Linked DNA regions of Mus musculus: region 2 is linked to region 1. The links are chromatin loops, found by intact Hi-C in ENCODE. Cell type or tissue: left cerebral cortex. All regions are shown on one strand. Links, peaks and the distances in the headings refer to the core of each region. The heading gives the core; the rest is flanking DNA. Region 1 holds the start of Gm41253 (a long non-coding RNA gene). Region 2 has its middle 40 kb from the start of 4930424E08Rik.

Region 1 (10,530 bases), core at 835-8,834:
AGTCTGGAAAAAAAAGTAGAACAAAAGTTCCTTCAGAGATACTGGAGGGAGGTGGGAGAAAGGTCACCCAGGGCCTTGATGAAGCCTTTGGGGAGGATGAAATAGATGTTCATTATGTTTCTTAAATGTGTGTGCATGTACATGTGTGTGTGTGTGTGTGTGTGTGAGAAAGGCATGCCCTTCTGTGCACACATGTGAGTGTTTGCCACAGTGTGAGTGCATGGGGAGGCCATAGGACAACCTTGGGTCATCTTCCATTTTGTGTGAGAAAGGGTCATTACTGGATGTCAAGCTAGCTAGCCACATGCTTACACACACATACCCACACACACACCACCACACACACACACACCACACCCACCCACACCCACGCACATGCACACACATGCACCTCCACCCACACGCACATGCGCACACACACACACACACACACACACACAGACACGCACACGCACACACACACTTTAGAACGATAGAATGATTGTGGTCATGGTTTCTTGTTTATGCAAAAGCCGGAATGTAACAGAGTCACAGTTCATTAAATGTTTTATGCCAGTCTACTCTACACCTCAGACGAGCTCCTGGGAAGTCGGTGAACATGAACCAGAAGGTGGAGAATATGTTCTGTGACCCTTACTAAAGCTCCTGAGATTTCACATCAGCTGTCACTTGTGCTGCTAATAGCCAGATTTTGGTGTCGGAAAAATAGCAACTTATAAAAAGGTTTCTTGTTCAGGAAGCTTTGAACAAACAATTCATTCGCTTCAAGCACACCAAGCACGCCCGTGTTGTTACCATGCTGCGCCCAGTATGAAAGGGGGGGTTGTTGCAACCATGGACCCAAACTCCTTGTTCCAAATACTAGGAAACAACAGCCTAATGAGTGATTTTTGAAAACCGATTTCCACCCCCAAATGAAGTATAAACCCTGTTGATGCTTCAGAACACAGAAAATGAACACAGATGGTAAATCAAATTTAGGGAGTGGGGACATTCTCCACAGCGCCTAGCTGCCAACTTCAAAACACTAGATGGCTCCCCTAATGTATTTTAGATTGAGTTAAAAATAGGGCTTCTCATCAGAGTTATTGAGAAAGATGACAATCATTTCTCAAGTGACGGTGCCGTTCTTAAGAGCTCTGGCTTACGAAGAAAGGAAGCTGCAGGGCAGGCCCAGAGAGATGGCTCAGGGGTGGCACCACAGGTTCCTTCTCATTAAGACACCTGAGCAATGGTGGGGACTCATCATGTGTCATTTCAAAGAGGGAACAGCAAGTGGGTAGTTTTTCATTTATCTTGAAAGATTTATTTTATGTGTGATTGTGCACACACATGTACACACACATGTACACACATGCACACACATGTACACACACATGTACACACACATGTACACACACATGTACACACACACACACACACACACACACACACACACACAGGTGCCTGAGCATATATCAGTGTGACACGCACACAGGAGCTTATGGAGGCCAGAAGAGGGCATCAGATTTCCTTGCAGCTGGGGTTACAGGCAGTTGTGAGCTGCCCACTGTAAAATAAGTTTGGTTTTTTTTTTTTTGTTTGCTTATTATTGTATTTGCCTGTGTGGATATGGAGGTCAAGGGTCACCTCCTACCGTGTGCATCCTAGGGGCAAACCTCAGGTTATCAGCCTTGGCAGCTAAGGGTCCCTGACACCAGCTAGTGGTTCTTAGTTTAATTTTTTTTTTTTTTTTTTAGATTTTACTTATTTTTATGTGTATGTATGTTTTGCCTGATGTAAGTCTATGTACCACATGTCTGGTTCCCATGGAGTACAGAAGAGGACAGTTGATTTCTGGGAACCTGTTGGGAGCTATTAAGACAACACTATTGTCCTGATCTCTGAATTGGGCCTCTCCCCCCACCCCCGAGAAGAAAAGGGGGTCAAAAGTGGGCCACCGATGCACCGCTCTGAGAACAACCACAGATTGTTCCAGCCCTAAGTCAGCGCCTGATGTCCTGACCTCAAGATGTACCCTGATACCGCCAACTTCCTGCTTCCCCGTGTATTCGCCAAAAGAAAAATTTCCGCTGTCCCATTCCTCCTGCTGAGAAGTACTTCCCCTTTTGCTTGTGCATTTAAACCTTGAGCCTTGCTAATACAGTGAGACCTTGATGTTACTCAGACTGCTTCCGTGTGTCGTTCATTGCACAAAGTTCTCGTCTCTCTCTATCCCCCATTTGGTTCTTAGGAGAAGGTCCCCTTGAGACCCTTGAATAACTGGACCTGCTGGGCGGGTCAGGAACCTAGAGTTACAGATGGTGGTGAGCCACCATGAAGGTGCTGGGAGTCAAACCTGGGTCATCCAGAAGAACAGCCAGTATTCATAACTGCTGAGCCATTTTTCTAGCCTCCGGCAATTAAAAATAAAATTATTTGGCCAGGAAGATGGCTCAGTCATGAGGATGGGAGCTTAGTTTCCAGCATTCACATAACAGATCAGCTGTAGTAGCATGAGCCTGTAGCCCCAGTGCTGGGATATGTAGACACGGGGATTGGGGAAGCTTGCTAGCCAGCCAGTCTAGACCAATCAATGAGAGACCCTTTCTCAAAAATAATGAGGTGGAAAGTGTCTGTGGGAGATGCTTAGGGTCAACTCTGGCCTCTATATGTGTGTGTGCACACAGGTGCACATGCACACAAAGCAAGTATTTGATAGATGCTGTTGAACTTGGAGCTTGACCTTCTGCTCCATCCTTGAGGGAGTTTTGTCAACAGGATAGAGGTCTTAATTCTCTGAGGGGTCAGACAAGCTCAGGTAGACAGGTAGACAGGCAGGCTCTGCATAACAGAGCAAAGCTATGGGTTAGAGCTTCCACACTGATTATGAACTGTTGACCCTGGCAACTTACCGGTTTTTAAATCATTGGTAAAGTGGGTATTTGAGAAATACCAGCACACTAGTGTTGTAAATGATTATAATCCACCCTGAATAGGATGGAATAGGAAACTCTTGGTATTTGCAGGATGCCTTATATTTTGTGAAACATTTTCATATTTATGAGTAATTTGCGAATTTTTGTTAAGAGGAATGTGCTTTCTGATGCAACGTTACCCAGAAGCATGGTGTCTAGGGAACATAAAAGCAGACTTACCCTGGTTCATCAAGGTATAGAGTTTCTACCCAGGCCCATACCAGGTCCTATACCAATACGTGGTCTGCTTCCGACCAAGCGCACCTGGCTCCTCCACCAGGAAGGCAGGTGCTTTGCTCAAACACCAGGACAAAGTGGACGTTTGCATGGCGCAGAATCTTAGAGACCTGTTTACTCTGAAGTCACACACAGATTTACTTCATCATGGCGTTATATGCCGGGATTGCACAGAGGTGCTGGCGTGGGCACTTGGGATATTTTTACAGCTGGGTCTTTTGCTCACCGAGGAGTTGAATTCTGTCTTTAAAACACCTATATTAATGAATAGCAACCAGGCCTGTGTCTTGGAGGATACGAAGAAAGCAATTCAAGTTTGTTGCTTGAATCATTATGCAAAGCTGGAGAGCAATAATGACCTTCATTTGAACACTGGATGCGGGTAAAAGCATTCCCCTTCATCTTAGATAATTGAATTCCTTCATGTAAAATTTATAATAAATCTTGGCTTAGTGACTAATAATGGCATTGTTCTATTTTTTTTTTTTAATTAAAGGGGATTTTAGCTTAGCAGCCCATGGTAGTTTATGATTTTGTTTTATTTTGAGACAAGATCTTATGTAGCCCAAGCTGGCCTTGAACTATATTTCTAAGGATGACCCAATCAAAGATGGCCTTGAACTTTCCAGTCTTATTGGCTTGACTTTTCAAGTGTTGGAATTGCAAGGGTGGATCATCCCATCTGGTTTGATGCAGTTCTGAGAATGGAACCCAAGGTTCATGCATGCTAGGCAACTAGGCTACCTTTCTGCCCTTCCACGGGGTTTCTTTTTTTCTTTTTTTTTAATTAGGTATTTTCCTCGTTTACATTTTCAATGCTATCCCAAAGGTCCCCCATACCCAGCCCCCCAATCCCCTACCCACCCACTCCCCCTTTTTGGCCCTGGTGTTCCCCTGTACTGGGGCATATAAAGTTTGCAAGTCCAATGGGCCTCTATTTGCAGTGATGGCCGATTAGGCCATCTTTTGATACATATGCAGCTAGAGACAAGAGCTCCGGGGTACTGGTTAGTTCATAATGTTGTTCCACCTATAGGGTTGCAGTTCCCTTTAGCTCCTTGGGTACTTTCTCTAGCTCCTCCATTGGGGGCCGTGTGACCCATCCAATAGCTGACTGTGATCATTCCACGGGGTTTCTTGTAGAGCAAAGACTTCATGTCTTTCAGGTGCCAGCAACTTTCATCCCTGTTCTCTTTTCTGGCTAGTTTTATGTCAACTTGACCCAAACTAGGGTCATCTGAAAGGAGGGAACCTCAATTAAGAAAATGTTGCCATAAATCCGGCTGCATTAGTGATCAGTGCTGGGGGGCCCAGCCCATTGTAGGTGATGCCATCCCTGGGCTGGAGGTCCTGGGAAGAAAGCAGGCTGAGCAAGCCACGATAAGCAAGGCAGTACTCCTCCACCGGCTCTGAATCAGCTCCTGCCTCCAGGATCCTGCCTAATTCTAGTTCCTGTCCTGGTTTCCTTCAGCTGGTCTACATATTGGGTGTTATCCATATGGATTTGTGGGGCTCTGGCCCAGCCGAAGAGGCCAAAGAGTTGCAGGTCTCCAAGGGGTAGCGGGAGCAGGGCTGGCTGCTGGGCCTCTTCTGGGGCTGCAGGAGGTGGGAGGTAGTAGGGAGGCTAGGAGCCAAAGTCGGGGCCACTGGACAGGAAGTGGCTGCAGCTGCTCGAGCAGCGTCCAGCCATGTCAGCTTCGGAAGAGAATACTCTTCTCTGGAGTGTTACAGTTCGATGAGATATGCACTCTCAGACGATCTTTGGTGAAATAACTCATGCACTTCATTCCTTGTGGATAGGACCTTATCAACATTTGGGTGTGGGTTGGGATCTAGAGGCAGATGCGCTCTATGGGCTTGGTCTGAGACTCTAGGGATGCCTCATCTGCACGAGGAAGAACTTCAGGTGTTGTCCCTAAGTTACTCAATGGGGTGTCGTGGTCACACGTTCCAGAACAGGAGCCTGGTTGGGAGTAGATTTAAGTACCATTCTCAATGATGAGGATTCCTGAATCCGCCCAGCCTTACCAGGTTTTCTGTCTGGTGGCATGCTTCACCGCTCCACAATGGAGAACGATGTGGAAGTGTAAGCCAAATAAACCCTTTCCTCCCCACATTGCTTTGGTCACGGCGTGTCATCTCAGCAGTAGTGACTGTAACTAGGACAATCACTTAAGCCATGTAGCATGCTTCTCCTAGGCAGAGCATCTTAGTTCCTGCTTCAGTTTTAAGCTACTGCGGGCCGTATGAATTCTGTGAAGCTGCCATCTTCAAGGCCTGTGGGTTGCTACGTTTATCTCCTACATCATTTGCAGCCGATTCAGGCATGGTGTGTGAGGCTCTGACTGGGCACAGGGCCACCTGTGGGAGGGGGTGGTACAAGTCCTTGTTTTCAAGGCTCTGATTCTCTGGAAAGGGATGCTCCAGTCATATGGGCCTCCGCCTCCTCCCTCCTGTTGATGAAGTTTAGTCAGCAATTTGAGGAAAAAGAGACAAAGCAGAAAACATATGGGTTGTCAGCCCTAAGGGGCGATTTGGAGTAAGAAGGTTAGCCTGGGGCTTTTGGGTCATATGTCATTTTGGTATTAGGTAGTTATTTTATTTTATTTTGTTTTATGTGTATGAGTGTTTGGCCTGCATGCATATGTGGGAACCATGAGCATGACCTGTGCCCTCAGAGGCCAGAAGAGTGTCTTGGATTCCCTGGAACTGGAGTTAACAGGCAGTTGTGAGCTGTCACGTAGGTGCTTGGAATCAAACCTGGATACTTTGAAGGAGCACCAAGTGCTGTTAACCACTAAGCCATCTCTCCAGCCCCAGTTGGTGGTTTTAAATGTTATTATTATTATTTTTTACATGTATTGTTGTGGGATATCCATTAGAGAAGACTTGTTGGATATAGGTTTAAGTCAATAAAAAGTCTTCCCAGTGTAACCCACAGCTATTCCCAGGGTGAGCTTTTAAGCATAAAAAACAAAAACAAAAACAAACCAACACCCCCCCCCCAAAAAAAAACCAAAAAACAAAAAACAAAAAAACATGTTCTGGGTTGAGATTCTTCAGTTGACAAGAACAGTTAGCCAGAAGCAGAACTACAGAAGCCAAAAAGCAAGGTTAGTACAGTTAGTGACTTTCCCAGAGCTATGGACTTTGATGGATTAAGTTTTTGTTTTTGTTTTGGCTGATGGTACTGTCTACATGCTGGGTTTTAATGGAGTCAGTTGTGCTAAGGTCTGGGGTCCTATTACAGTATGGATGGTTGCCTGCATGTATGTGTGTGCACCATGTGCAAACCAGGTGCCAGAAGAGGCATTGAGTCCCTTGGAATTGGAGTTAGGGTGGGTTAGGAGCTGCCCTGTGAATGCTGGGAAATGTACCTTCACCCTCTGTAAAAGCAGCAATGCCCTTTACCACTGAGCCCCTTCTCTAGGGATGTTAAGTTAGAATAAAAAGCTGAAAAAAATCAGGGGCATGGGGAGAAAAAGAAGCCCTTTCCACCAGGATCTGGCTTGAGTTACTCACTCGCAGAGTCAAGAGCTTCAACATAACTGACCAAAAATGGAGATTGCCTACTGCCGTAGCTTGCCTCATGTGTCAGCTTGACACACTGGGGAAGAAGGAACCATACTGCAGGGATTGCTTCAGTTGGATTGGCTATGAGCATTTTCGTGACTGCTAATTGATGTGGGAAGGCCCATCCAACTGTGGGCAGCACCAGCACTGGGTGGGTGACAGGTAGGCCTGGGATGTATAAGAAGGGTAGCTGAGAAAACCAGAGTGAGCAGCCATTAAACACCATTCCTCTGTGTTTTCTATGTTAGTTCTTGTCTTAAGCTCCTGTCCTGGCTTCTTGAATGGAAGGAGGATGACCTGTGAGAGGAACTAAACCCTCTGTTCCCCACTGTGAGGCAATGGGCTATGCACAGACAGTCTGGTCTCCAGTCGAGTTGAGGTCTGATCCTCCCCCCTCCCCCAGAATCCGATGGGTGGTAATTCCCACCTACATGGGACATTCCCTCATGTCTCCTGGACCCCTGGCTCCTGTCGAAGTTACCGCCCCCACAGCCCCCACAGCCCCCCAAGAGAGGCTCGTGGCTAGCAGTCATGTACACAATGTCCCAAGCTTCTGATCTTCAAGCTAGACTCCTCCCAGTTACCTAGCAACAGCAAGATAACAAGCCCACTATAAGAGGGGCTGCTTGGCCCCACCTCGCTCTCTCTCTCTTACTCTCTCTCTTACTCTCTAAGCTTTTACCTCTCTCTCTCTAAGCCTTCACCTTTCTTACTCTCTCTCTTTCTCTCTTTCCCTTCTCTCCTCTTGGCCATGGCTGGTTTTTCCTCTCTCTCTTTCTACTTTTTCTCTTTCCTTTTGCCTTTCTACAATAAAGCTCTAAAACCATAGATTGTCTCTGTTTAACAAGGCCCAGACTAAGGACTCTCGCCTGCATGGGAATCTCTCTCCCTCTGCCTCTTCCTGTATCTCTGAGGCCGAGAGAGTTGCTCCGAGGCCCCTATTCTGTTCTCAGCTCCTCTGCCGTATGGAGCATGGGATGCCAGAGACCGAGAACCTGGTACTGGGGGCTGCCCCTTGTCCGCCCCTGTGGGGAGCGGGTGTGGCGGCAGTCCCAAAGGCGCCAGGGACTGCAGCTAAGTCATATGACTTGCACCTGACTTCCTCATATAAGACACAAACATCTTGAGTGCTGCGCAGGTGTACCAGGATACAGGTGAATCCAATTTGGTGGAGATTTGCCCCTGCTGCCCTGATTAGCTGAAGCTGCGTGCCTGGTGAGGTGGCGTGGCCTGCTGTGCGTGGATGGGAACTGAGAGTATAAAAGAGTGAGAGGCCCAGGGTTCGGGGGAGATATAAAAACAAGGGAGATATAAAAACAAGGGAGATATAAACAGGGGAGATATAAACAGGGGGAGATATAAAAACAAGGGAGATATAAACAAGGGAGATATAAACAAGGGAGATATAAACAAGAAGAAACAGGACTGAATAAACATGTGCAGAAGGATCCTGTAGCAGCGTCGTTCTTCCTGGCCAGTTGAGCGCGCGCAACACGCCCCCCCCTCCCCCCCCCCCCCCCCGTGGGGTCAGTGGCTTCACACAGCCAGTTGCCTGGGGCCACGTGGAAAGCATTTGGCAGTCTTCCTGCATCTGCCCGCCCAGAGCACAGGAACTCTGGCAGGACAGCAGCTCCCTTCAACACCCACAGCCCCACATCCCATGTTGCTATTGGTCACGCTGTTCATGGTGCTCTTGGTCATGGTGTGTATCACAGCACAGGAAAGCAAAATTGAACTCTTACAGAGAGGCTATAAGATGTCTTAAGATGTCTCAGACAAGGTTGTTATGGACACAACAGGTGACGCTTGCTCAGAGCGGGGACATTTGTGACCTTCTGGTTTAGTCCACTCTGAACCCCCCACAGTCGCGACCCAGACTGTGCACCCAGTAAAACCAACCCAGCTTCTCTGACAAGAGGGGATTCTTGAGGAGACCGCTTCCATGTAGACGCCTCAGGGGCGTGGTCAGGGGCGTGGTCAAGGGCACTGGAAGTTGGCTGCCTCCTTTCCTGTCCAGTCAGTGGTGCTCAACAGTGTTGGTAACGGGCATTTTTTTTTTTTAAAGACCAGAACGGTTGTGATGCCTCATAGGCAAAGCAACCTCAGGGCCTTTCTTAGTAAGCCTGGCTAAGAAGCAAAGCCTTCCGTCCTGGACTCCTTGCTGATGGACCCTACCTGCCCTTGGGGTTGGAGCTGAGGTGGTGCAGAGCCAACAACACAGACTCCCGGGAGCAGGTGAGAAACAGCCAAAGTTAGCTCTCAGAGCACTGCCTCCAGCCACCACTATTGGTCCCAAGAAAGCAGCTCTTCTAAACAGCACTTCCTGATTGGCTGGCAGTGCCTGCACCAGCAATCCTTGCTCTCTCAGGCAGTCTTCAGTCAGGTTCTCCTATAGGAGATGCTGGTTTTTCAGGCAGTCCTCAATTAGGTCCTCCTGCAGGAGATGCTCTTGGGGCTGCAAGGCCCCACAGTGTTTACACAGAGGCAGCCCAGACCCTCCTTTCCTGCTACATCTCAGTTTATCTTTTGCCTGCTGAGTCCCACCTGCCCCCTTTTCAGACAGAGTCTCACTGTATAGCTCTGGGTGTCCTGAAACTCACTGTGTAGACCAGGCTGGCCTAGAACTCACAGGGACCTTGTCTCTGTCTCCCAAGCACTGGGTTAAAAGTCATGTGTCACCATGCCTGGCATCTTGATTGTTTCCCAGTCTGGATAGCTATGCACAGTACCATCATCAACGAACCTGTGTGAGGTTTTGTGTGGACATAAATTTTTGGTCCCTTTGGGTAAATATTAAGGAGGAGGCAGTGAGATCAGTCTGCTGGCTCTGTGAGGAACCGCAGAACCGTCTCCCAAAGAGCCTGTTGTGTTTTAATTTCCAACAGATTGTTCTCGTTCCTACCACTGTTGTTAACCACACCCTCTGACTGGTCCTGTTCAGTTTGTGTGGTTTGATGAGGAAAAGCTGTGTTGTGTCACTGACCATTGATACAGCCCTATTTTATGTTCTTTTACTATGACCTTCAAGCAACTGGCCTCCCGGAGAGTGAAACTGGACTGAGGCAAAAACTGCCTAGCTCTCGGCTCTGGCTGCCAGAATTCGTTCTCTACACTGACTGAAATAGATTAAGAAAATTATATTTTCCAACCTTATCCTCTCAAAATAAAAGTACATGCTACTTAAGTGTTAATCTTCTCTTTATGCTGAGCTTCCTGTGCTGTGGGTATTTCAATCTGGCTCAATGTTCAGATCTTTCCCTCCACAGAAATCTGTATTTTTTTTTTTTTTCAGTCAAGAGAAGGTCTGTGAAGGTCTGTGATTTTGCTTGTCAATTTGATTGAACTCAGAAACAGCCAGTGGGAAAACACACCCACCCACCTAGGGCATTAGTGAGGTACACCTCGTGGGGCCATGATCAGAGAGCTTTTACTGAGGAGGGAAGACCCACCCAGTATTTGGGTAGAGCCATCCCTTGGGTCCAGGTCTCAGAAGGAAGTGGAAAAAAGAGAAAGTAATCGTTTTTTGCTGGTGGCTGCTCTTTACACAGGCTGTATCCTGGCTTCTTGGTGCCTCACTCAAAGATCTGAAGAAGCTCACACAAAAGGAAAAGTGGTGTGGGCTTTATTCAGAAGGCTCAGCAGGCTGGGGGGGGGGGGAGGGAGGAAATTGCTTAAGGGCTCCCCGGTTACTTCCCATGTGTGCCTTTGGTGATTCTTGGGGGAGAAAGGAGGAGCTGCTAGTGCGGGTGAGGGCGCAATGAGA
Region 2 (10,530 bases), core at 1,081-9,080, 130 kb after region 1:
CCCCACCATGTTACAGGGGCACGTGTTCCACTATGTTCATAACAGTCTTATTTGTGACAGCCAGAAGCTGGAGACAACCCTGATGTCTCACGACAGAAGAATGGATACAGAAAATGTGGTTCATTTACATGGAATACTACTCAGCTATTAAGAACGAGGATATCCTGAGTTTTGCAGGCAAAAGGATGGAACTAGAAAATATCATCCTGAGTGAGGTAACTCAGACCCAAAAGGACATGCATGGTATGTACTCACTAATAAGTGGATGTTAGGGAAAAAAAAAAGTAAGATACCCAAGATACAGCCCCAGAACTCAAAAAGGTCAACAAGCTGAAGTGCCCAAGTGAGGATGCCTGGACGCCTCAGTCCCACTTGGGAGGGAGAAGAAAGCAATCACAAGTGGTGAAAGAGGGAGGGACAGGGGGAGGGAGGCAGAGAGGTGGGAATGATGTGAGAGGACTTAGATGAGGGAAAATATCAAAATGTACTATATGAAAATTTTTAAATAAAAATATAATAAAAATTTCCTTTTCTTTACATGTCTCTTTGCACAGTACCCACTGTTACCTACTCAAGTGTATTACTCATCCTGTGAACTCTGGCTTTCTTTCAGTCCCATCTGGCCTATATTTCATCTAAGGATTTCTATCGCTGTGATGAAACGCCGTGACCAAAAGCAACTTGGGGAGGAAAGACTTCATTTCATTTACATTCCACATTACAGTATACCATTAAAGGCAGTGAAGGCAGGAACTCAGACTGGGCAGGAACCTGGAGGCAGGAGCTGATGCAGAGACTGTGGGGGACTGTTGCTTACTGGTTTGCTCCTCATGGCTTTCTCAGTCTGCTTTCTTATAACACCCAGGACCATCTGCCCAGGGATGGCACTAGCCAGAACGGGCTGGTCCCTCCCCCATCAATCGCTAAGTAAGAAAATGCCCCACAGGCTTGCCTGCAGCCCAGGCTTATGCAGAAGTTTTCTTAATTGAGGTTCTTTGCTCTTAGATGGCCCTAGCTTGTGTCAAGTTTACATAAAACCAGCCAGTATATTTATAATTTTTCTTTAAAAGTTTAGCTTTAGGCTCTTTTAAAAAAAATACTATCTCTGTCTCTACTTAGCTCTTTGAATATAAGGAATGCAGTTATAATAATGATTTAATGTCCTGACTGGTAAATCAATGTCTCAATTCTGGTTTGGTGGAGATAGAATGGTTTTTCTTTTTATTGTGTGTTATGTTTTTCTATTTCTGCATGCCTAGCAGTTTTTTTTTTTAAATTGCATTCCAGACATTGTGAGTATTCCTTTTTATAATTCTTATAAATGTTCTTGAACTGAGTTCTGGAAAAAGTTCCTTGGAAACAGTTGAACTTTTTGGGTCTTGCTTTGATGTAGAACTCCATGCAGGCACAGCCTGTGCATTGTTGCCAAGCATTTCAGCTTCTCTCTAGCAGCTGCGGCTAGCATCCTATGTGAGTGTAGACAGTAAAAGTCCATCCATTGCCAAAGGGCCCTTGGGGTACAATGATCCCTAGCTAGGAGCAGTGGGTATAGGATTTGTCCCCTGGATAGGAGCGCTGGGCATAGGGGTATTTTTGTTTCATCACTGCGACCCCCCCCCCCCCCCGTAGCCAGTATCTGGTGAGATTCTGGAGCTTGCCTGACAAAAACAGTCCTTGTTATTGGTCCTGTTGGGAGAGTCTTCCCTCAGCATTCAGAAGAGCATTCCTCCTTGGAGTGTACTTTAGGCATCAGGATACACCCCAGAAATGCCCTTACTCTGAAAATCTATCTGCTTTTTCTTTCTAGATTTGCAACGCAGTCTTTTACACTTAGAGAGCCTGCTAGGCTTCCTGTGAGTTGTATTTCTCTGTTTGTTTGTTTGTTTGTTTTTCGAGACAGGGTTTCTCTGTATAGCCATGGCTGTCCTGGAACTCACTTTGTAGACCAGGCTGGCCTCGAACTCAGAAATCCGCCCGCCTCTGCCTTCCGAGTGCTGGGATTAAAGGCTGGGAAACTCCCAAGGTGGTAGCTTGGAAAGCAGTGCTGTTCACTTTATTAGCTCCCTGCTTGGTGAACCATAACCTCACTGGGTGATACCTACTCGTTAAACGTTTTTTTCTGTCTCTTTGGAGTTTTGATATTTGAGATGGGAGAGTTAAGGTAGTCACAATAACTTAATTTTTGCAGGAAGTAGAGCTTCCCAACAAAAAAATAATACCATAAATTATAAAAACCCAGTACATTAAAAAAGTGATAGATTTCTGCAAAATCACCCAAACACAATACTTGCAGACATTTTAATATATAGTATTTATTTCTCCTTTTTTTTTTTAAATATTGAGTTTCATTATATCCTGACCAATGCTGAATTGGTATCATTTTCAGAATCGGTTGATAAAAATGGAGGCTGTATTTTATTTTAAACTTTCATTTCTTTTTTTGAATCCTAGTTATATTCTGTTAAGAAGATGCTCAGGAACTGGAGAAGTGCCTAAGCAATGAAAAGCCCATTCTGCTCTTCCCAAGCGACAGTTTGGTCCCCAGCACATGTCAGGAGGCTCACACCCACCTGTAACTCCAGCTCCATGCATATGGCACCCTCTTCTGGCTAGGCAGGCAGGCAGGCCTCTGTCTCCTCCCCCATAGCTTTCTGGTTTTCTGTGTACATTTTATAGACTAGCCCACTCTTTGCCCACTGGCTTAAATATTTATGTGCTATAAGTTCTGCTTCTATTTAGTAGAGAATCTGGGTCTAGAATCTAGCATTCTGTTTTCCAGGTCCCATTCTCAGCTGGAGGTCTCTCTTTTGCTCTCACTCATTTCTACATTCTACAAATGTCTATTCATTCTACAAATGTCCACCTAACCCCTCTTCAGTAGCCATAGATCTCCAGCTGGGAAAGGCACGGATACCCACAGGTGTCATAAGTAGAGCTGTCTGGCTCAGACAGCTTACTGTTGGTCATTTTCTCGCAGAATTACTATAACAACGTGGCTCGTCTGACAGCTTTCATACGAGGATGCACATTCACACACAGGCACATGGCTTTCATATGAGGATTCACATTTACACCCAGGCGCACGTGCACACGTGCTATGTTGTGAGCTTATCACCCTCACTGCCTGCCGTTCTTTGCCAGTTAGAAAGCCAAGTAGGGGAAGGTGAGAAGGAAGATTTCTGGTGCACATGCAACTGTCAAAAGCTAAATATAGGTCACACCGGTGACTGAGAATCATGGCAATCCATCCCCCCTCAGCATGTTTGAGTGTCTGCCTCTCAGATCTGTTCCTTGCCTCCTGATTAACAGCCCTTCCCACCTCCTATCTTTCTCAGGATCTCTTCCTGGTGAGACTAGGTCGACTTTTTCAGAGGAATATGATGATGATCGGTGTTTTCGCAAACATCCGGACTTTTATTCCTTCTTGCGACTTCAACTCAAGAATATTTAGTGATGTGTCATGGAATATGAGCAGAAGGTTAAAGAATTACTGCGTTATTTGGCCGAGAGCTGTCACGTTCTAGAAAGCTGGCTACTGTATCAGCTTTTGGTCCTTTTGAGAGTAGAGCCCCCAGATAAGAATGATGACATGCTATTCAAGTGAGAAATGAATTTTTGTTGTCTGAAGCCACCAAAGCATAGGACACAATTCTTCTACAGCCTAGCTAATCTGACTGCTATGTATTATAATAACTGACATTATTTTCATGACAGAAGACTGAGTTATGCTGCTTGTGAAACATGAATATATTATGTATACCTGAAGCAGCATTTCTGCCACCCAAATAATCAAGTGGCGTGGTCAAGGACACTGGAAGCTGGCTGCCTCCTTTCCTGTCCAGTCAGTGGTGCTCAACAGTGCTGGTAACGGGCATTAAAAAAAAAAAAAAAAAAAAGACCAGAACGGTTGTGATGCCTCATAGGCAAAGCAACCTCAGGGCCTTTCTTAGTAAGCCTGGCTAAGAAGCAAAGCCTTCCGTCCTGGACTCCTTGCTGATGGACCCTACCTGCCCTTGGGGGTTGGAGGTGAGGTGGTGCAGAGCCAACAACACAGACTCCCGGGAGCAGGTGAGAAACAGCCAAAGTTAGCTCTCAGAGCACTGCCGCAAGCTCCTTTCATACCCTCCAGCCACCACCATTGGTCCCAAGAAAGCAGCTCTTCTAAACAGCACTTCCTGATTGGCTGGCAGTGCCTGCACCAGCAATCCTTGCTCTCCCAGGAAGTCCTCAATTCTGTCCTCCTGAAGGAGCTGCTTTTGCGACTGCATGGCCCACCCAGCGTTTACATAGAGGCAGCCCTGCCTTCCATCTGCAAGTTCAGTCTTGGCGATTGACACTTTGGGGTTAGTGAACCAAGATGTACGGATTAGTTCATACTCCGGTTTCGTGTGACTGTGGAGTTTGCCTACTTGCCCAGCAGGACCTCTGTGAATGCAGAGGGAAATAAGATCCAAGCAGGTGTTTCCTAGGCGGTGAGCACCAGGTCCCTGCGTCTTAGGTAGAGCAAGAACTGTCACATTTAATTTTGACTTCAATTAAGCTTTTATAACGTTGGGGATTTCCCCATTTCTTTCCTTGTCTGCGGCATTACGCCCAGTGGCCTTATTAGGTAATTTCTGCAGTTCTGATGGTCAAAATGGGGAGCAGGAAGTGGTAATTTCTTGATTTTCTTATGTTAATTATTTATCTCAAGAGTTTTCATAATCTGGCATCCAGATACTTTATTGTACCCCATTGATAATAGATATTGTATTATTTTTCTTTTTATTGAATATAGAATTCTTCTCATAATATATTCTGATTCCGGTTTCCCTTCCTGTAACCTCCCCCCAGTTCTTTCCCACCCTCCCTTTCATGTGGATGCCCCCTTTTCTGTCTTTCATTAGAAAACAAAGAGGCTTCAAAGGCATGATAATACAATATAACAAACTAAAGTAAAATAAGATAAAGCAACAACAACAAAAAGAACACAGCAGAACTGGACAAAACAAACAAACAGAAGGAAAAGAGTCCAAGAGAAGGCACAAGAGACAGAGACCCACTCTGTTTGCACACTCAGAAAGCCCGTAGAAGCACTAGGCTGGAAGCCTTAATATTTACTCAAAGGACTTATAGGATAATAATAATAATATATATACATACATATACATATACATATACATATACATCATATACATATACATCATATACATATACATCATATACATATACATCATATACATATACATCATATACATATACATATACATATACATGTACATGTACATGTACATATACATATACATATACATGTACATGTACATATACATATACATATACATATACATATACATATACATATACATATACATATACATACATACATACACACATATATATATACATACATATATATATATATATATATATATATATATATATATATATATGGTTTTTTTTTTAAAGGAAAAGCCGTGACATGACCCCGCGAGACAGGAGCATCCAGCCTCCACCGATGCCTTTGACTTTGTTTCCTGTTGGCCATCTGGCTGGCTGGGCATGCAGCCTACCCTTAAGAGAAGTTTGTTTCCTCACTGAGATTCCTTTGGAGAAAATTGAACTTTCATTTGTAAGCAGTTATCAGTTGGAAGTTGTTTCTGGGTTAGGGATGGGGGCATACATTCATGTCTCCTTAAGACACTGTCTGGTGCAGACTTGTGCAGACCTGTGCAGGTCCCTGTGCATGCTGACTCAGACTCTGTGAGCTCAGGTGAATTTTGATCATGTTGGCTTAGAGGGTCTTGTTTTCTCCGTGGCCTACTCCCTTCTGGCTCTCACACTCCTTTCTGCCACCTCTTCCTCCTACTCCCTTCTGGCTCTCACACTCCTTCTGCCACCTCTTCCAAGGGGTTTCCTGAGCTCTGAGGGGAGGAATTTGATGGAGATGTCCCATGTAGGGCAGGGTGTTTCCGAGTCTCACACTCTACATGATGACTGCCTGTGTTTCTCTGTATCTCAGGGTGTTCCAGAGTCTCCTACTCTCTGCCTGTGTTTCTCTGTCTCTGCTCCCATTGGCTGCAGGATGAAGTTTCTCTGATTGATGGCTGAGCAAGGGATTGATCTAAGAGTACATACAGAATGTCACTAAGAGTCATTTTATTCTAACATTTTCTTTAAAAGAACAGTAGTATTTGGTCTTTCTATGGGTCCCTTGGCTACCTAGCCTCAGTCTCTTGATCACCAAAGTAGTGTCAGCTATGGGTTCCTCTTAGTAGAGTGGGCCTTAAGTAAAATTTGATATTGGTTGGTTGCTCTCATGAGCTTTGGCCACCATTGCCCTAGCCTATCTTGTAGGTAGAACACCATTGTAGATCAAAGCTTTTGTGGTTGAGTTGGTGTTTACAATTTTCCTTTAAAGTATGGAGAGTACCTTCCTTCAAAGGCCCTTTCTGTAACTAATGAAACGATTGTGTGTGTGTGTTTTCTTTCAAGTTGTTTATATGGTGGATTGCAGTTCTCAGCTCACATCTGCTGAACCATTCCTTCATCTCTGGGATGAAGCCTAGTTGATCACGGTGTATGACTTTGTCATGTTCTTAGAGTCTGTTTGCAAGCATTTTATTGAGAGTTTTTGTGTCTATGTTCAAAAAGCAAATTTGTCTTTCTTTGTTGGAACTTTTGTGGTGTGGGTATGAAGCTAACTGTGGCCTCATTAAGTGAATTTGGCAGTGTTCCTCCTGTTTCTCTTTTGTGGAATAATCTGAGAAGTATTGGCATTAACTCTTCTTTTAAAGTTTGGTGAAATTCTGCACTAAAACTATCCGGTCTTGCAGGTTTTGTTATTATTATTATTATTATTGTTATGTATTTTAATTTTTGGTAAGGAGATTTTTTTTAATGATTACTTCTATTTCACTAGGATTTATAGGTCTTTTAAAATTACTTATCTGATCTTGATTTGATTTGGATGGATGGTATCTAATGAGGAAAATCATCCATTTCTTTTGGGCTTTTGAATTTGTTACAGTACAGGTTTTAAAGTATGTTCTTCTGATTCTCTGGATTTCCTTAGTGTCTGTTGTTTTGACCCCCTTTTCATTTTTAATTTTGTTAATTTGGATATTCTCTATTCTTGGCTTTTAATTATTTTGGATAAGGGTTTTGTTAATCTTCTTGACTTTTTCAAAGAACTGTCTCTTTGTTTCATTAATTCTTTGCATTTTTTGTTTCCATTTTGTTGATTTCAGCCCGAATTTGATGATTTCTAGCTGTTTACTTTTTTGGGCGTGGCTTCTTCTTTTTCTCTCTCTAGAGCTTTGAGGTGTGCTCTTAATTAACAGTATAAGATCTCTCTAATTCTTTTTTTTAAAAATAATGTGGGGTGGGTGGATATGGGGGACTTTTGGCATAGCATTGGAAATGTAAATGAGCTAAATACCTAATAAAAAATGGAAAAAAAAATAATGTGGGCTTTTAGTACTATGAACTTGCTTCTTTTTCATAAGTTTAAGTATGTTGTGAATTCATTTTCATTCAATTCTGGAAAGTCTTTAATTTCTTTTTTTTTATTTTTATTTTTTATTTTATTTTTTATTACATATTTTCCTCAATTACATTTCCAATGCTATCCCAAAAGTCCCCCATACCTTCTCCCCCACTTCCCTACCCACTCATTCCCATTTTTTTTGGCCCTGGCGTTCCCCTGTACTGGGGCATATACAGTTTGCATGTCCAATGGGCCTCTCTTTCCAGTGATGGCCGACTAGGCCATCTTTTGATACATATGCAGCTAGAGTCAAGAGCTCCGGGTACTGGTTAGTTCATAATGTTGTTCCACCTATAGGGTTGCAGATCCCTTTAGCTCCTTTAATTTCTTTCTTGACCCAATCTTCATTCAGAAGTGAGTTGTTCAGTTTCTATGAGTTCGTAAGATTTCTGTTCTTTTTTTAAAAATTTTAATTTTTTTTGTTTTTTGTTGATATTCTGCTTTAATCTTTTGTAGTTAGATACATGGCAGGGTGCTATTTCAGTTTTTTTGTTTCTGTTGAGAGTAACTTGTGTCTGACTATGTGGCCAGTTTTGAAGAAAGTCATGAGCTACTGAGAATAAGCTCCCTGAGGCGCTGAGAAGATATATTCTTTTGTGTTTGGGTGAAATGTTCTGCAAATAATGGTTAGTTCCACTGATGTATAATGTCGGTTAGCTCCAGCTTTTCTCTGTTTAGTGTTTGCCTGGATGGCCTATCTATTGGTGGCAGTGTGGTACCCAAGTCTTCCACTATAAGTGTGTGAGCATCAGTATACAATTCAGGGTGTTCACTTGGTAGATTTTCCTTTGATGAGTATGTAGTGTCATTACCTACTCCTTTTGATTAGTTTTGGTTTGAAGTCTATTTTGTTAGATATTAAAATGGCTACACCAGGCTGACTTTTAGATCTATTCGCTTGGATCATCTTTTCCAGCCCCTTACTCTGAAGTAATGTCTACCCTTGAGCTTGAGGTCTGCTTCTTAGATGCAGCAGAAGGATGGATCCAGTTCATAGCCATCCTGTTAGTCTGTGTTTTGTTTAATTGAGAAATTGAGAGCATTGCTATTGAGAGGTATCAATAACCATTGATTGTTGATTCCTGTTTGTTGTTGTTGTGTGTATTTCCCTTATTTTGATTTTGTTGGTCTAAGATTATTTATTCCTTGTATTTTTATGGGTGTAGTTAACCTCCTGAGGTTGGAGTTGTCCTTCTAGCTCTTTCTGTAGGGCTGCGTTTGTAATATAGATATTGTTTAAAAGTGGCTTTAACATGGAATATCTTATTTTTTCCATCTAAGGTAATAGAAAGTTTTGCTGGGTATTGTAGTCTGGACTGACATCTGCCATCTTTTAGAGATGGCAGCACATCTGTCCAGGCCCTTATAGATTTTAGAGTCTCCATTGAGATACATCATGCATAATTCTGATAGGCCTGCTCTCCGATACTACTTGGTTTGCTGAGGTTTGTCCTCCATAGATTCATGTGTTTGAATGTTTGGCCCCTAGGAAGTGACACTATTAGGAGGTGTGTCCTCGTTGGAATAGGTGTGGCTTTGTTGGAGGAAATGTGTGTCACTATGGAGGTTGGCTTTGAAATCCTATGATCAAGCTCCACTAGTATGAAAGAGACCCTGATGCTGCCTGCCTGCTAGAGCTAGTCTCTTCCTGCTAGAGCTAGTCTCTTCCTGGTTGCCTTTGAATCAAGATGTTGAACTCTTGAATCCTCCAGCACCATGTCTGCCAATATCCTGCCACGCTGCCACATCATGATGATAACAGACTGACCCTCTGAATTATATAAGCCAGCCCCAATTAAATGCTTGCCTTTATAAGAGTTGCCTTGGTCATGATGTCTCTTCACAGCAATAAAACCCAAACTAAGACACTTGACCACTGTTTCGTGCAGCTTTTAATATGCTTTATTTGTTCTGTAATTAAGTGATCATTATGTATCCAGGGGAATTTCAATTCTGTTCTGTTCTATTTGGTGTTCTGTATGCCTCTTATACTTTGATATACATGTCCTTCTTTAGGTTAGGAAATTTTTCTTCTATGATTTGTTGAAAATATTTTCTGTACCTTCGACCTGGGTTTCTTTCCTTCTATTCTTATCACTTTTAGATTTGGTCTTTTTACAGTGTCCCAGATTTCCTGGATGTTTTGTGCCAGAATCATTTTTAGATTTATTATTTTCCTTGACAGTGGTATCCGTTGCTTCTATCATATCTTCAATACGGAGATTCTCTCTCCCATTTCTTCTATTCTGTTGCTTGCCTCTGAGGTTCCTGCTCAGGTTCCTAAGCTTTTCATTTCCAGAGTTCCCTCAGTTTGTGCTTTAATGATTCTATTTTCACTTTTAGGCCTTGAACTATTTTATTAGTTTCTTTACATGGTTTGTTGGTGTTTTCATAGATTTCTTTAAGGGATTTATCTGTTTACTCTTTAAAGACCTTTGTTATATATTCATAAAGGATAAATATTCTAAGATCTTTGTCTTGTGCTTCAATAAGGCTGCAATACTCAGGCCCTGTTGTGGTAGTGATGCTGGGCTTTAGAAGAGACATATTGTCCTGGATGTTAATGTGTTTTACACTGATGTCTAGGCTTTTGGGCATGGCACTTTTATAGTTCTGGATGCTGATATCTGGTCTTGTCTTTGTTGGGTTTGTATTTTGTTTCTTGGTTTCTGTTGCCGTTTCTGGTTCTTGGGAAAGTGTGATGGCTGTGTCACCTGGTAGGAAATTCTTCTGGAATCCTGGTAGGTGTGGCCCCTGGGGGTTTGCAGGTAAAATGTGCTTCTAAGTATTGGTATCTGGAATTTAGGAATGGTCATGGTCTAAGAGGAAGGTGACTGAGAGGGTCCACAGGAGACGAGAAAGCAAGTTGTTCCTCTAGGTCTGCTTAGTCACTCGAAATGGGGTCAGACAATGAGAAGAAGGCAGAGCAGAAGATCTGCCACAGAACTGGGCATGGAAATGGGGAATTAGACTTGAAAGAAAGGAAGGAGAGATGGAGATATGTA

Evidence for each region. Hi-C counts contacts between places; a loop is a spot of excess contacts. Peaks named below come from ENCODE experiments on the same cell type or tissue, not always from the same donor. Only the 100,000 strongest peaks of a DNase experiment are listed, where the experiment ranks them.
Region 2: a loop joins it to region 1, with 7 times the contacts of the local background. A loop is called at or near these places in 9 of 42 quality-filtered maps.

What each region holds. Positions count from the first base shown.
Region 1 is chr14:120,804,564-120,815,093 of GRCm38, reverse strand. It overlaps Gm41253 (a long non-coding RNA gene), which reads left to right and starts at 8,802. Exons shown (of 6, transcript XR_874981.1): 1 at 8,802-9,002. In left cerebral cortex, for the core only: no CTCF peak of the experiment used is centred there; a DNase peak (open chromatin) is centred at 5,552; H3K27ac peaks cover 537 bases.
Region 2 is chr14:120,671,317-120,681,846 of GRCm38, reverse strand. No RefSeq gene overlaps it. Among named protein-coding and RNA genes, the nearest start is that of 4930424E08Rik, 40 kb to the right of the region's middle. In left cerebral cortex, for the core only: a CTCF peak has its summit at 2,605 (motif pointing left); DNase peaks (open chromatin) are centred at 2,577, 3,123 and 5,853; H3K27ac peaks cover 386 bases.